Regions from separate parts of the Mus musculus genome. Here region 2 is linked to region 1. Evidence: chromatin contacts called from ENCODE Hi-C data. All regions are on one chromosome and are shown on one strand. Each heading gives the region's core, a stretch centred on a gene start or an enhancer-like site at or near the end of the contact. The rest is flanking DNA. Distances are from core to core; before and after follow the strand shown. Region 1 overlaps Nfil3 (nuclear factor, interleukin 3, regulated). Region 2 holds the start of Spock1 (sparc/osteonectin, cwcv and kazal-like domains proteoglycan 1).

Evidence for each region. Hi-C counts contacts between places; a loop is a spot of excess contacts on that map.
Region 2: a map of T-helper 17 cell shows a loop between it and region 1 (83-fold over the local background). The contact joins the promoter of Spock1 here to the enhancer-like site in region 1. A Hi-C loop is called at or near these places in 3 of 37 maps with a recorded cell type or tissue (T-helper 17 cell and regulatory T cell).

What each region holds. Positions count from the first base shown.
Region 1 is chr13:52,970,915-52,976,522 of GRCm38, reverse strand. All of the region lies in intron 1 of Nfil3 (nuclear factor, interleukin 3, regulated), which reads left to right. Among named protein-coding and RNA genes, the nearest start is that of Nfil3, 7.3 kb to the left of the region's middle. Within about 2 kb of position 2,657, at least 1 of the 3 ENCODE cell types and tissues checked has a DNase peak (open chromatin) inside an H3K27ac peak, as active enhancers do.
Region 2 is chr13:57,905,615-57,911,222 of GRCm38, reverse strand. It overlaps Spock1 (sparc/osteonectin, cwcv and kazal-like domains proteoglycan 1), which reads left to right and starts at 2,891. Exons shown (of 12, transcript NM_009262.3): 1 at 2,891-3,031; 2 at 3,636-3,821. The coding sequence starts at 3,636.

The DNA of each region.
Region 1 (5,608 bases), core at 1,408-3,907:
TTTGTCAGGTATGCCCCGCGTTTCACAGGGTTAGCACATTGTTTGATATCCTGTTATTTTTCTCGATTTTATTTGAGTTGATTTTTATCCAGATTGGACTCACAAGCGAATGTTGAAAGACACTGACCTTTGCCCACAGACAATTACATAAGAGGGTTTTTCAGTTTCAAAATGAGTTTTTATTGCCACCACCCCCACTTACCTCTCACATTTCTTTGTAACTAATTTTCCTGTAGTTAGAAACGGGTTGTGGTGGGGGAGGGGTGGGGGGCTTTTGTTTCTCGTATGGCTTTAATTAGAGTTTGGGCTTGTTTTTGAAGTTTAGTGGGGATTTGCTGGATGCCATTCGTTAATAATCCGGGCTCTGTGGACCTGGTTTCATTGGAGTTTGGGTGTTTATAAGTCTTTCACTGATCAGAACACGGTGTCTTTTATTAACTTTCTAGGGATCTTAAATGTAATTAAGTAGCCTTCAAATAAACCTTCCACTCTCTTCCTAAGGCACACGGCACAATAAATAGTACTTACAGTCACGGGCTGATTAGGAAAGTGAGTGAGAACGTTAAAAACCAGGCTGGGGAGATTGGGAACATTTCCGCCATCCCAGATCCCCAGCACACACCCTCTTCTGTAACGTTGTGATGCTGTTCCCCTTATGCTCTAACTAGTCAAAGTTGTGACATTTGTGTCCCTAAGATGCAGAGGAGACTAGAGCTGTACCTCAACTGGTAGCATTTGCCTAGTATTCCCAATGCCCTGGGTCCTGTCTCCAGCACCCCATACACCAATGTCAGAGTAGATACCTACAGTCCCAGTGCAGAAGAAGAGGTGAATGCAGGATTAGAAGCTCATGATCATGGCAAAGTCAAAAAGAAAGACTCCGGGGAACTTACTAATTTGATCAATTATATTTTCCAAAAATGTGACAAATAGGGGCCGGGATGATGACTGGGCTGGAGCCCTTGCTACTGCTCCGGAGGACATAATCAGGCAGCTCACTACTGACTGTTAACTCCAGCTTCAGGGGCTCCAGTGCCCTCTTCTGACCCCTACAGGCACTGGTACAATGTGACAGATGTTCACACAGTAGCACATAAATAAAAACAGTATCCTTTCTTCAAATTACTATTTCACAGGTATAATGTTCCCATTTTGAAGCTTCTCAACTAAGGTTTTTCAAAATACATTTCTATATATACACACACACTCGTATATTCTCTCTGTGTGTGTCTCTGTCTCTTCACCCCCCTCCCCCACTGTTGTCTCTCTGAGCTTCTCCTCAAGCTGTGAAGTTGCTTTAATGGGTGCCCCTGTCTTTCCTGCTTGTGCCTGACTTCAGACTTGCTCCATAATGTTGCAAACCCTTGCACTGTAGAGATTGCCAGTTAAACACTAGTTCATGTTTCAATCAACAAAGTACAGGGGTGGGCTAATCAAATGTGGGGTTGTCATCCAATTCATTAAGGTTAAAACCTAATGTTCAAGTAATCCCTTGTTGAACTTGGAATCTTTTCTGTTCCTGTAAGCTGAATCAGGTTTTGACACATTTATTTACAGATGCATCCAAACAGAAAAAGTGGGTCAGTTTGTTGCCGAGATAGGGCTGGCCTGGCAGTGAGAGATGGCTCATGTGTGTGTGTGCCCCACGTGTGTGTCAAGCACGTGTCTCTCCTGGCCCTGGGTGGACTTTGGACTGCTGAGTGACTTCAGGCCCTGAGCTAAGCACTCAGGAACTAGAGTGTTTTGTTCTTGATGTAAAATGTCAGTGGATTAAAGTGCTTGCTGTGCAAACCCAATGACCTGAATTCAGTTTCCAGATCCCACAGTGGAAGGGACAGAACCAACTTCTGAATGTTGCTGGCCTCTGATCCCCGACATGGACCCTCATGATAATACTTAATAAGATTTGTAAAGATAAAAGGCTTAACTCCTGTCTGTGGAGGTGACGAATTGATTGGTTAACTTCCACAATTTTCACAGATAGAGGTTGGAGGGATGGCTTCCTGTTAAGAGGACCCGAGTTCAGTTCCCAGCAAACACACACACACACACACACACACACACACACACACACACACACCCCAGGCAGCTCACGACCAGCCTTGTTGTGGATTTTTTATATCATTTATTTGTTTGTTTGTTTGTTTTTTGAGACAGGGTTTCTCTGTGTAGTCCTGGCTGTTCTTGAACTCACTTTGTAGACCAGGCTGGCCTCGAACTCAGAAATCCGCCCGCCTCTGCCTCCCCAGAGCTGGGGTTAAAGGCGTGCGCCACCATGCCTGGTGATTTTTGATATCTAAACAAGGACGATGTTCTGTGCTCTGTGCAGAGGGCTTATTCATTTCTGTTTCTGTAGAATGTGAACTGCCACAAGTCCCCTCTGGGAGGTCAGAGGTTGGAGACGCACATGCGTTTCTGTAGTAACCGTTGGGGAACACCTGCAGGATGAACTCTTGTTCCGAATTTATGTTGTCTATTTGGATCCTTTTTGCAGCCTTTTCTTAGGTCAGGTCTTATTTTAATTGCCAAGTATTTAGGTCATCTGACTTAAATATACTCAAGGATCTGGGCTTATGAAATTCAGCTCTTGCCTGTAGCAGGTTATAAAGAAAAGCACGTGGTAACAGTGATGGTGTCTTCACAGTAGGCGTGGGAAAGTATGCCAGCTGGCATGACGCGATGCCTGCACCCCAATTTCTCTTTTTTATTTGTGTCTTTAAGCAGTCCTATCAGCTAATGGGTGTAATGGAGTTAATGGCGCTAACAGGGGGTAACATCATAGAATTGGCATTTCGTGTCAGTTATTCACTAAAAAAAGAAACATAGTGACTAAGGTAGCTCAACGGTCTGTGTTGATTTCAAACAGTGACGCACCGGTGAAGTCATGGCTAGATTAGTCACGAAGTGAGAAACTGGGATCCGAAGCAGTCATCGTGCACACTGAGGGTTTTAGAAGGCGGCCTCAACTGTGCTGAGGAGGTGGCTCACTGGGTAAAATGCCTGTTGTGGAGTATGAGGACTTGAGTTCAGATCCCCAAAACCCATGGGGCAGTAGCGCATGCTTGGGTCCCCAGTGCTGGGGTGGCAGAGAGCAGAGACAAGCAGATCCTGGGAGCTGTAATAAAGGCAACATCCCAGTGTTAGCCTGCAGCCTTGACACACACATGCACTTTATGACTATTATAATAAAATAAAAATATTGTCAGCTGTGTTTTCCCTGCATCCATTGTTGAGGAACACAGACTCGAGAGCCATCTTTGGTTTTAACTGCTGTGATCTCTGGCTGGTGGCTCAGTCTTTTGGCTGCTTCTTCCATGTGGGTCTACTTAAAAGCTAGAGTCACCAGAGAGGACTGGAGAGAGAACAGCAACTGAGAGAATGCCTCCCTAAGATTCAGCTGTGGGCCAATCTGTAGAGCATTTTCTTAATTAGTGATTGGTGGGGAAGGGCCCAACCCATTGTGGGCGGGGCCAACCTGGGCAGGTGGTCCTGGGTTCTGTAAGAAAGCAGGAGGAGCAAGCCAGGAGGAGCAAGCCAGTAAGCAGCGCCCCTCTGCCTGGGCTCCTGACTTCAGGTTCCTGACCTGTTTGAGTTCCTGCTCTGATTGCCTTTGATGATGAATAGCAATGTGGAAGCGTTAGTCAGGTAAAACCTTTCCTCCCCAAGATGCTCTTTGGTCATGGTGTTTCATCACAGCAGTAGAAACTGTAACTAACACAATGTACAATGTTGAAATAGATATACTTTTGGTTTTGTTTAAAAGATAATATAATGGGACTGGAGTGTTGGCTCAGCAGTTAAGAGCACTTGTTGCTCTTACAGAGGACCTGGGTTCAGGTCCAGGCGATCCAATGCCTTCTGACCTTCAAGTGTACCAGGCAGGCAAAACACTCATAACTGTATATGGTTTTTTTTTTAAGATAGTAAAAGGGGCTGAAGAAATAACTCATTGCTTAAGAATGCATATTGCTCTTTTAGGGGACCTGAGTTCAGTTCAGTTGCCAGCGCCCACGGTGAGCAGCTTACAAAGTGTTGTAACTCTAGCTCTTGGAGGACCTGAAGTCTCTGGCCTTTGCAGGCACTGGCATGTACATAGACACAAAAACATACACATAAACACATATGTTTTTAAAGATTAATGATGATGATGATGGTGGTGGTGGTTGGAACAGGTGTAAGAGGTTGAGATAAGATGATCACAAGTTCAAGGCCAATAGCTGTCTGTCTTTTTCACTGTTTCAACATAGGTTCAACTCTCAGGAGATTAAAATTTGGCTGTAAAATAGCCCACACCCACTGAGGGCAGCTCCGGACAGTCCTTCTTGGTGTAGCCAACTTGTGGAGTAAGCTCTAGCTAGATCCATGGTTCCTTCCTGTCCCTAGAATCACTTCATTATTACATATCTGAGGTTCATACCTAAGAGAGGTGGACGCTGTGTGTGTCTGGGACTGAAAGGTGGCATGTAGAGAGGATCTGTGAGGGTCCAGGCTAGGTGGAGGTCTCAGGTTGGCTATCACAGGAGTGTTGGATGCCACTCGTGTCTGCGAACCTCTGACGATGCTGAAGGGGGCACATGAGGTAGGCTATGTCCCCAGTGCCTGCGACTTAGCAAATGTCCAAATAAATGACATCTATCTGGTGTGAGTGGAGTCAGCAGGATCCACACTTCAGGTCCCACCGTGATCAATGTCCGAGCATTTGTCTCTGTCCTGTCTGTGCTCTGCAGTTTGGCCCTCAGCCTGCACAACCTCCCCACTCTTAGAATCTTCAGTCTAGTTCTGTGCTCAGTACACAGTAGGTGTTCCTTATTCGGTGACCTAGAAATCCATAGGTATGTGTGACCGCATGCGCCTACTGGTACATAAGTATGTGTGTATGGAGGCCAGAGTGCAACCTCCAGGGTTGTTCCTCCGATTTCTATCCATTTTGGTTTTTGAGACGTTTTCTCTCATAGACCTGGAGTTCACATAGTAGGCTAGGTTGACTGGCCAGGGAGTGAGCCCTGGGGATCCTTCCGTCTCTACCTCCCCAACACTGAGGTTATAGTCTCTGCCACCTTTCCCAGACTTTCTCATAGGCTTTGGGGATTAAACTCCAGTTCTTGGACTTGTAAATCAAGGGCTTTATCATCTGAGTCATCTCCCCAGCCATGGGTCGTTTGTGGTGAAATAGAATCAGCTACCTGTTCAGCTTGGCCATGGTGGCCTGTCATGACTAACACACACCACACACACACACACACACACACACACACACACATATACTCTAACTGGATCCACACAGACATGTGATCCACAGTTAAAAAATGTCTCTGAGCTTGGCTGATGTGGAGACTCGTGGGGAGAGTAGCTCACAGATGGTGAACTGTGTAAATGACATACAGTGTATGTTTTAAGGAAGAACTGGGTTTTAAAGAAGAACTGAGATAAGTATGTGGAGGAAAACACAAGCACATGGAGAGGGGAAAAAATACCTCAGAAAAATAGCGTGGAAGCGACTGTGTGGTATTTAAAAACTAGTACCTGTGGCTTGGTGGAGACTTGAAGCCCACAACAGGAAAGGCCAGGGTCTGCATCTTTCTTGGCTGCAGCTCAGTTCCACCTAAGG
Region 2 (5,608 bases), core at 1,642-4,141, 4.9 Mb before region 1:
AAAGGTTGGAGATGGCGGGTGGAGGTGGGGTAGAGGGAGGGGGTTAAGACTTCCAGGTGCATCAGGGTTCTGGCGTTTGCTTGTTCTGGCCATTACTGGATTTATTGAGTGTTCAATGTCAAGTTCCGAGGTAAGCCTAGGGATACAGGTGTGAAAAGCGTATGCCCCCGTGGGCACCCTGAAAATGCTGAGTATGAAGCTGGGAATAGAGTGGGAAGCTTCTAAACCGTTGTGGGCAGGGGTGGGGGGTTGACTTACAGACTCTCAGCAGGGGCCACAAGGGATTGCAGATGCCTAGGGGAAGGATGCTAAGGTGGAATAGTAAGGTGTGGCTGAGGCTCCGGTACAGGAAGATGATCCGTGACGCCGGGAGTGGTGGCACACGCACGCCTTCAATCCCAGCACTCGGGAGGCAGAGGCAGAGGCAGAGGCAGAGGCAGAGGCAGAGGCAGAGGCAGAGGCAGAGGCAGAGGCAGAGGCAGAGGCAGAGGCAGAGGCAGAGGCAGAGGCAGAGGCAGAGGCAGAGGCAGAGGCAGAGGCAGAGGCAGAGGCAGAGGCAGAGGCAGAGGCAGAGGCAGAGGCAGAGGCAGAGGCAGAGGCAGAGGCAGAGGCAGAGGCAGAGGCAGAGGCAGAGGCAGAGGCAGAGGCAGAGGCAGAGGCAGAGGCAGAGGCAGAGGCAGAGGCAGAGGCAGAGGCAGAGGCAGAGGCAGAGGCAGAGGCAGAGGCAGAGGCAGAGGCAGAGGCAGAGGCAGAGGCAGAGGCAGAGGCAGAGGCAGAGGCAGAGGCAGAGGCAGAGGCAGAGGCAGAGGCAGAGGCAGAGGCAGAGGCAGAGGCAGAGGCAGAGGCAGAGGCAGAGGCAGAGGCAGAGGCAGAGGCAGAGGCAGAGGCAGAGGCAGAGGCAGAGGCAGAGGCAGAGGCAGAGGCAGAGGCAGAGGCAGAGGCAGAGGCAGAGGCAGAGGCAGAGGCAGGCGGATTTCTGAGTTCGAGGCCAGCCTGGTCTACAGAGTGAGTTCCAGGACAGCCAGAGCTATACAGAGAAATCCTGTCTCGAAAAACAAAACAAAACAAAACAAAACAAAACAAAACAAAACAAAAAAAGATCCGTGACGACTGGAAAAGATGATCCGTGACGACTGAAGAGCCAGGAATGGCCATGCTGCAGGAGTTCATAGAAAGAGCCCAGGCTTGAGCAGGGCAGGCGGCTGGTGTGGCCAATCACTTAACTCAAAGGTAGATTAAGATGGCTTGATGAAAGAACTGGTTATGAGGAGGCAAAAATGACATCGGGTGTGACTCTTCAGAACAGGGGTGCTGACAAAACATGGCTGGGGAATGAGAGGTAATGCTTGCACAGGCCCGTATGTGAGCTAGAGCGCGGGACAAAGGCGGCGGCTGCGGCGGCAGGTGCGCAGGGGAACAAGCCGGGCAGCTGCCTTCCCAGCCACGGTACTGCGGTCCTGGGACTTGGGCGGGCTCCTAAGGTACGTGTCCGCAGAACACTGAGCCCCAACTTGGCACATAAGTTTCTCTTGAAATGAGATGCATTCCTCTCACTATCCCAAGCCTCTCTCTCTCCAGCTATGACATCAGATACTCACTGTGTTCATCCCCGTGATAAGATACTCTCTGGGTGAGGTGTTTCCCCAACATGAAAAAAAAAGACTCCACTTCTCCTGTACTAAGGCCTCCCAGAATGCACAAGAACTGCAATTCACATGCTTAAACCATGCCATCTGCCCAATTATTACAGCACGACTCACAACCGGCCACATCATCGTGGTGGCATATTGAAAAGCAGGGCTCAGGATCCCTCTGATACTGACTGTTGGTGGTGTGTCATGACTGGTGCAGCTGCTGAGAGCAAGGCAGATCGCACTGTCAGAGAGTTCCAGCCCACGGGAAGGTCACGCTTGCCATAAGTGACCTTAAGCGCAGTGAGCTTGCAGCTGGAGAAACACTGAGTTCTCAGGGCAGTGTCACCGAGGTCCTGGCCTGAATCACAGGGACCACAAATCTCGGAACAAATGGAGATGAGGCAGCTGCAGAATGCATTCAGATATTCTGGTAGCTCAAGTCTGCCCAGGGGCAAAGTGATCCCAGGCCTGGAGGAGCCCTTGCCACTGGGGTCTGACCCCAAGGCTAGCCTGTGTAGAAAGTGGGGACAAGAAGGCAGGGGTGGGTGGGTGGGTGGGGGCAAACAGAGGCAGAAGGGTAAGAGGGCAAGGACCAGGTGTGCAGGGGACTAGGGTTTGGGTGTTTCTCAGGGAAGTGTCCTGAAGGGTTTTGAGTTTGGTGTGTGTGTGTGTGTGTGTGTGTTCAGGGCTATAGGCTATAGCTGTGCCAAGAAGTAGGCAGCGATGCACCTGTTAAGTCGCTCCCACCCCTATTAAACCAAACACGCTGAGTATTTGGAAAGAGAAGAGAGGGCTGGGTCAAGGCCAGCTTTCTCCTTCTGTCCGTGCTTGAAGCTGGAGGTCGGTTCCACAGGACTCTTAGGGGTGGCTCTGGTTGGAGATCAGACTTAGAGATGCTGGGTGTATGGCTTGAACCAGGGAGTAGAGAAGTTCACCTAAATATTGTCTGTGCACAAGACGCAACAGGGACTCATTTAAAGGGCCGACTCTTGGAGAGAGTCTCCTCTCTCCACCGTAGAGATTCTGAGACGGGTGTCCCAAGCACTTACTCGTTGAGAGTCCCTCAACACTGGCGACTTCTTGGCCTTCTAACATCATTTCCCTGAGCTTGAAATCTGTGTCAGCCCTGTAGAGCTGCGAATGAATCACGCTCCCGGATGGGACCGCTGAGCGCCAAGTAGCCGCCAGGGGGCGCCAGAGGCCTCGGCTAGGAGCTCAGGCTTCTCCGCCCGCGGACGCCGCGCCCGAGACGAGCCAGAGCGCTGCGGGCTCACAAAGCGGCCGGACGCGCGGCGGCGGCAGGTGCGCAAGGGAACGAGCCGGGCATCAGCCTTCCCAGCCACCGCGGTACAGGAACCCCAGCAACTCGGGCGCCGGGACTCGGGCGGGCTCCCAAGGTACGTGTCCGCAGAACACTGAGCCCCAACTTGGCATATTTGGCGTAGTTGGGACCTTCCTGAGGCCATCTCCCGGGCTGGCAGGGTCAGGGCCTGGGGGCATTTCTGCGTGTCCCTGTTGCGCAGAAGCCGCGGGCCGGGAGCAGAGAGACCTTTGCCTTAGCTGGGAACGGGAAGCCCGGCTTGAGGGCACCCCAAAGCCCCCGTCTGCCAGAGCCTGGGATGATGCTCAGAGCGCCGTTATCCCTATCCCTACACCAGAGCTGTGGGGCCCGTCTGTGGGAGTGCGGCTGGCACATTGAGCATCCGGGTTTTGGGGGAGATGTACTGGAGCCCCACAACGGAGAGCCGGTGAGAGGGTCTTCAGTAGTTTGACGGCGGCCCCGAGTCGGTGACCTAGGCTCTGCGTTTGTAGCTGTTTCCATGCATAAGGGCTCTCCAGGTGCAACCTCCGTCCCAGGTGTGAGAGGGACCACCCTGTCCCCGCGGTGAGCCCAGGCGCTGCAGCTTGTGCGCGCCCCTAGGCGCCCAGACACCCGGTGGGAGTGAGGGGCTTGAGGTAGCCCTGTTGTCACCGGCTCACGCCCGTGTGCCCTGCCCCCAGATGCCAGCGATCGCGGTGCTCGCGGCGGCCGCCGCGGCGTGGTGCTTCCTCCAAGTGGACAGCCGGCACCTGGACGCGCTGGCCGGTGGCGCGGCCCTCAACAACGCCAATTTCCTAGACAATGACCAGTGGCTGAGCACTGTCTCCCAGTATGACCGTGACAAGTACTGGAACCGCTTCCGAGATGTGAGTTCGGCTGGGGGTGGAAAATGGGGGGGGGGGGCTCAGAGACCAGTGTAGGGGTTGGGGGTGGTAGGTTCAAACCTCTCATGGAGGTCCACAGTGCATCCGTCTAGCCTGAGAGGAACTTTAAAGAGAACTTGGAAGGCTGGGTGCTCTTGCGTGTTACCTGTATTCCAGGTATGTGCACTTGTAGGATCGATGCAGCTGTCCTCACAGAAACAGGGCACAAACCTTAAGCAGCTTGGGGAGAGGGGCTCTCCAAGTGTCTGAGAGCTACTGATGGCAGACTGACTTTACCAAACCCTGGAAGGAAGGTCCTGGGAGCTGCAGGATCTGGCTATCTTTTGGGTGCATCAGGAAAAAAAAATCTCTAGTGATGTGTATAGCTCATTTATTAAGAAGCCATGAGGTCAGGCATGAGGGGAGGTCTTGGGGGCCTCCTGGCAATGAACTTGATGGGATAGCAGGGAACAGTGCAGTGGCTTGGAGTCTTCCAGACTTCAGTGGAAGGGAAAAGGGAACAGGCAGCGCAGAGAATCAGAGAATCCTTTCCCCAGGAGAGTGCCAGGTGGGATGTGGGGGAGAAACCCTGGGGCATCAGGGCACATCTGCTGTTTGTCTCCGCCACAGTCCTGGCTCCTACATACCTCTGTGCTTCCAGAAGATGGGGCAAGAAGCCCCCTTCCAGTAGGACCTGCTCCCCAGCCCCTTCAAAGACTCCCCAGAGTGGTAGGGATTAAGGGGACATTAGGAATCCCTGTCCCCGAGATGCTTTCAGTATTGTAAAAATGTCTAAGACTTACAATGAGTAAAGCTTTTATGTTTGAATGTTTTGTTTTTATGCAGTAGTTTATGTGTTAGAACATTAAAAAAGCAATATATAATAAATTACACACACACTATATATATATATATATATATATACATACATATATATATATATACCTGAGCCATACCATATATATATATATTTAAAGGGGTGACCTGAGCCATGCCACTGGACATCATCACAGTTATATACAGAGGTAGAGAAAGGCACCCCATACTTTTCTCCATGGATTTCTCAGAACCCATTCTCAGTATCTCGAGGCCTTGCAGGGAGCTAGTCTCTGAGGAACTGCATGACTCCAGATGGCTTCCAGTGCTTTCTAAATAGCACCTGTCCAGATCTCCTTCCGGGATTTGCTGCTATATCCTCCGAGCCCCTCTCCTCCCTGGAGGAGTTTCTTCTGGGAAGAGCTTTTCAAACACACACTGAATCTCCTTGGTTATTTGGGACTGTTTGCCACAGATCTGCCTGCTGGACCCAACAGAAGGAGACTCTAGTCTGCATCTCACAGTTCCTAACAAGTTCTCTTAGCCATCTATGGCGCTTTTAAGATCTTGAGGGCCAGCCTGAGATGTTACCATGCCTGGCCAGGTGTGTGGGGAAGGGAGCATGGAGGGGGAAAGACATAGTTTTGTTTTTGCTTTAATTTATTGCGTGTCAGTAAGGGTTGGAGAATCAGGCATATGACGGACCCTTACACACCTGGGCAAGTTGGGCTTGGTTTAGAGCAGTGGTTCTCAACCTGTGAAGAGCAACCCCTTTGGGATACTGCATATCAGATATTTACAATATGATTTATACCATGCATATCAGATTTTCACACTATGGTTCATAACAGTAGAAAAAATTACAGTTATGAAGTAACAACAAAATAATTATTGTATGGTTAGGGGGGTCACTACAATGCGAGGAACTGTATTTAAGGGTCTCAGCACTAGGAAGGTCAGAACGTTTGGTTTAG